2 separate regions of the Homo sapiens genome follow, and region 2 is linked to region 1. A link is an interaction called in ENCODE POLR2A ChIA-PET data of the cell type or tissue named here. Cell type or tissue: CD4-positive, alpha-beta T cell. All regions are shown on one strand.

Region 1 (2,500 bases):
AGTCAGCAGGTCTATGACTATTAATGGATTGTATCTTTCCATAGAGAGCTGAAAAGCCAAGGATAAAATGCTCACCTTATAATTTACTTTTGGAAAACTCAACATCTTACCTTTTCACCTTTTTGGATTGCAACATAAACATCACAGAATTTCTGATATTAAATTTATTTTGGAATGTATGTGTATTATTTTTTACTTGGCAAGGGGTATAAATTCAGAAAATGTTCAATTTAGTTTTTTAAAAACTGGTTTAACAGTTTGTCTGAAGCAGATTAGTGGCCCATGATCTTCATTAATCTTTTGAGCAATAAATGTTTAAATTGTTCAATCTGTGTCAAAACCAATCTGGCCCATTGCTTTATTTCTTTTTTTAAACAAAGTTTAAGGCCAGGAGCAGTGGCTCATGCCTGTAATCCCAAAGCTTGGGAGGCCGAGGCAGGCGGATCACTTGAGGCCAGAAGTTGGAGACCAGCCTGGCCAACATGGTGAAATCCCGTCTCTACTACTAAAAATACAAAAATTAGCCAGGCGTGGTGGTGCATGCCCGTAATCTCAGCTACTCGGAGGCTGAGGCGCGAGAATTGCTTGAGCCCAGGAGGCAGAGGTTGCAGTGAGCTGAGATCGAGCCACTGCACTCCAGCCTGGGTAACAGAGCAAGACTCTGTCCCAAATTTAGATGTTAAAATGCCAATTGCGGAGTCACATCTGATTCACTTAACTTGATTATGCTTCCACTAAATAAAAACAACAGTCTCAGAGTAATAACAGTACCAAATGTGAAAATAAATTGAGTAAAAAAACCCCAAACATAGTGAAGGAGAAAATCAGCAAGTAAAATAAAGATGATGATGATAATAGTAACAACAAAAAGTATTTACATTTTGTTGTTGTTTTGGAGGCAGGGTCTTTCTCTGTCACCCAGGCTGGAGTGTAGTGGCATGATCATGGCTCTCTGCAGCCTCAATCTTCTGGGCTCAAGTGATCCTCCAGCCTCAGTCTTATAAAGTGCTGGGATTACAGGCATGAGCCTAAATTAGTGCCTGGCCTAAATTTTCTAATGTGACATGACTCAAGAATTCCACTTCTAGGAGTTTATATAGTGGAGAATACAAGAAGCAACATAATTATGTGGTTATTTCCATGTTATTTTGTATTCTTCTACAGAATACAAAGGAATTAGCAATATTTTTCTGTAAAATGCCAGAGAGTATATGTTTTAGGCATTGCAAAAACATGACCTGTTGGAAATACTCAACTCTGCAGTTGCAGCATGAAAGCAGCCATGGAAAATAAGTTAACGAGTGAGCATGGATGTGTTCAAAGAAAACTTTACTTATGGACAATAGATTTCACAGTTTTATACCATTTTCACATGTCATCAAATAATCTTTTGATTTTCCAACCATTTAAAAATGTAGGCTGGCTGCAGTGGCTCATGACTGTAATCCCAGCATCTTGGGAGGACGAGGTGGGCAGATTGTTTGAGCTGAGGAGTTTGAGACCAGTCTGGGCAACGTGGCAAAACGCCACTGTTTAAATGAGGGGAAGTCCAAATGTTAGATTCTGGACTTGGCTCTTCCTCTACTTAGCTGCCAACCATGATAAACACGTTAAACCTTAAAAAAAAAAAGCAAACCATTTTTCTATTTAGAGCATGTTAAATCTTACTTTTTCCCATAAAGTCTTCCTTGATTCATTAGTTGTCCTTTACTTTTTTTTTTTTTTTTTTTTTTTCTTGAGACGGAGTCTCGCTCTGTTGCCCAGGCTGGAGTGCAGTGGCACGATCTCGGCTCACTGCAAGCTCCGCCTCCCGGGTTCAGGCCATTCTCCTGCCTCAGCCTCCCGAGTAGCTGGGACTACAGGCACCCGCCACCACGCCCGGCTAATTTTTTGTATTTTTAGTAGAGACGGGGTTTCACTGTGTTAGCCAGGATGGTCTCGATCTCCTGACCTTGTGATCCGCCCGCCTCTGCCTCCCAAAGTGCTGGGATTATAGGCGTGAGCCACCACACCCGGCCTGTCCTTTTAAACAAACTGAAATTTATACAATCTATATTGGTCTGCTCAGGCTGCCGTAACAAAATACCAGACTAGGTGGTTTAAACAAAGAAGTTTATTTTCTCACAGTTCTGGAGGTTAGAAGTCTGAGATGAGGATATCACCAGCATGGTTAGGTTCTGGTGAGGACTCTCTGGCTTACAGCTGGCTGCTTTCTCACCATGTCTTCACATGGCCCAAAGAGACAGAACAAGCTCTCTGGTGTCTTTTCTTGTAAGGACAATAATCCCATCACGAAGTCCCCAACCTCTTCACCTCATTCAAACACACTTACCTTCCAAAAGGCCCATCTCCCAATACCACCACGTTGGAGGTTAGGGCTTCAACATACGAGTTTTAAGGTGGCACAGTCAGTCTATTAACTTCCTGTCCATATATTAGTTATGTATTAGGCATTATGTATTACCTAATACATAGCTAATCTGTATTAGTCAGGGTTTTC
Region 2 (2,500 bases), 200 kb after region 1:
GATCTCAGCTCACTGTAACCTCTGCCTCCCGGGTTCCAGCGATTCTGCTGCCTCAGCCTCCTGAGTAACTGGGATTACAGGTGTGCACAACCACACCCAGATAATTTTGTATTTTTGGTAGAAATGGGGTTTCACCATGTTGGCCAGGCTGGTCTCAAACTCCTGACCTTGTGATCGGCCCGCCTCAGCCTCCCAAAGTACTGGGATTACAGGTGTGAGCCACCGTGCCCAGCCATTACTACAATAATTAAAAAAAAAAAAAAAAAAACTAATATGAGAAGCGGGAAAATGGCTGTGGTTGAATGACATGATTGACCAGGATTAGACAATTGTTGGATCAGAGTACTGGGTACATGAAGGTCATTATTATATTCTGCTTACTTTTTTGTATGCTCAATTTTTCATAATAAAAAGTTAAAAAAATCTTTTGAATCATTTATGGTTCATTTATTTAAAAAGAACCCCTCCTGCCACCTCCCCCCAGCCCCATATAAGGGCACCCCAAACCACAACTCTTGGGCTTGAATAATGTGTGAATCTATTTCAGATTTGGGCTTCAGACTGGTGTGAATTCTGCTCCTTCTGAGGCTGATTTCTTCCTTCCTCGCCCTCACTGACCACTTTCTTTTGTCCCAATGGCTATCTCTCAACCTGCCCACAATCACTTTCTTATAGTTAGCCTCCCCTCTTCTATCTTGTGTCTTTCATCTGCCTTCGTGGTTTTCTTTTCAAGTCATTTGTTCCCTGCCTCACCCCAAATCCCCTTCAGACATCAAATACTCAAATCTAGTCAGCATTCTCAGGCCATTTTCTTCCCTCTCCACCTAGTTCTGCCAGGCAGCCTGCCTCCCACTCCTGCCTCCATTCTGGGGGATGGTGTGCCAGCAGCACCAGAGTAGGAACTTCCCACCCTTCTTTTGCGAGCTGAGCTGACCTGGCTCTGGCCTGAGGTCTCATCCTGTGTGCTCTGAGTCTTTCAGCCTCATGTCACAATCCTCCATGAGGGGATTTCAGATACTTGCAGATTGGGAGGAGGTGACCTTTCTGCTTTTTTTTGCTGGGCCCGGTGGAAACCACCCCATCCCCTACCCCCACCTTCCTTGTACTGTAAAATGGGAAGTCTCGATGCAGGTTTCAGAGTTTCTGTTGGGGGACTTTCTAGGATGCCTATAAATTTTCGAGGTTTTGCACCCCTTTTAAATATACAAGCTCTTCTGAAAGTCCCTAAGGCATTTAGCATCATAGCTATAATCTCTAATATTTGAAGGATTTCAGGGTCTTCAAATAACTTGGATATATACCATCTCACTTGTACATTTTTTCCCTGTTCTTTTGTAACACAGCACCTGATTTGCTCTTCCTGCCACCATAGCGGTTCAAAGAGTCACTCTCCTCCACTTTGTTACACGCTCCATTTCACTGTTCGAATATTTTTTTTTCCCCTAGCAACTTTCTGGTCCCCTACCCCTAGCGTAGGTAGTAGATACTGCATCACCACTTCCCTTTCCCCTACTGCTCTGTGACCTACCACGTGAACATGAGAAAAGTGTCCGTCAGTGTGAACGAGCTCGCATCACAGTGTTGGGCAGCTGCATTCATTTTGACCTATAGTGAGGCCCGGGTTGGAGAACTAAGGGGGAGGGGCTGGAGCGGGAGAGGGAAGAAGAAACAGATACTTGTTCACTTTCCCTTCTCTCTCTGCACTTCCAATTTTAGAGAGGCTGGAGGCTAATTTCCCAGTTATAACAAGGGCCTTCACTTCAGCTTGTGTTTCAAACACTAGGAGAACTAAACTTAAAACTTTCTAGCCTCACTGGCGATCGCATGACTGAGATTAAATAGGGAAAGGGAAGAAAAAGAGGAAGAGAAGAAAAGAAAAGGGAGAGAGAAGAGACAAGCAAAGAAGGAGAAGAGAAGGACAGAATGAGAAAACATTTACTCTCATTTCTTTCTTTCTTTTTTTTATTGTTATTTTTTCTGAGACAGGGTCTGGATCTGTTGTTCAGGCTGGAGTGCAGTGGCGCGATCATGGCTCATTGCAGCCCTGACCTCCCAGTCTCAAGCAATCCTCCCACCTCAGCCTCTCGAGTAGATGGGATTATAGGCACACACCACTATGCCCGGCTAATTTTTGTATTTTTTGTAAAGACCGGGTTTTCCCATGTTGCCCAGGCTGCTTTTTTTTTTTTTAATTTACTTCTTATATTAGAAGAAAGCTGGGGTATCCTGTGACTTATTAAAATGCATTTCACTGGACTTCTGATGTGGTATTTAAAATGTCCAATTGTCAGGTAAACTATTGCTGTGCTAGGATTTATAGGCAAACTGAGGCAGTTTTTCAGATACTTTCTAAAGCAGGAAGTTCCTGATATTGAAGAGGCAGTTTGTTCTTGACCATATTTATCCAAGGCTACTTCACAGCACCTCAATAATCTATTTCATATAAGATGTATTTGATATCAGGTTGACATTTTGACACAATTTTCCAGACCATTGAAGG

Evidence for each region. ChIA-PET counts read pairs that join two places held together with the same protein. Peaks named below come from ENCODE experiments on the same cell type or tissue, not always from the same donor. Only the 100,000 strongest peaks of a DNase experiment are listed, where the experiment ranks them.
Region 2: POLR2A ChIA-PET joins it to region 1 with 6 read pairs; 2 of 35 experiments call an interaction of 5 or more read pairs at or near these places.

What each region holds. Positions count from the first base shown.
Region 1 is chr3:150,585,612-150,588,111 of GRCh38, reverse strand. EIF2A (eukaryotic translation initiation factor 2A) reads right to left here. Exons shown (of 14, transcript NM_032025.5): 14 at 2,096-2,500. All of the region lies in intron 1 of LOC124900547 (a long non-coding RNA gene), which reads left to right. Among named protein-coding and RNA genes, the nearest start is that of SELENOT, 16 kb to the left of the region's middle. In CD4-positive, alpha-beta T cell, no CTCF peak of the experiment used is centred here; no DNase peak of the experiment used is centred here.
Region 2 is chr3:150,384,063-150,386,562 of GRCh38, reverse strand. No RefSeq gene overlaps it. Among named protein-coding and RNA genes, the nearest start is that of TSC22D2, 23 kb to the left of the region's middle. RefSeq lists enhancers at 775-1,084, 1,143-1,312, 1,685-1,934. In CD4-positive, alpha-beta T cell, a CTCF peak has its summit at 1,453; DNase peaks (open chromatin) are centred at 1,012 and 1,492; H3K4me3 peaks cover 683 bases; H3K27ac peaks cover 563 bases.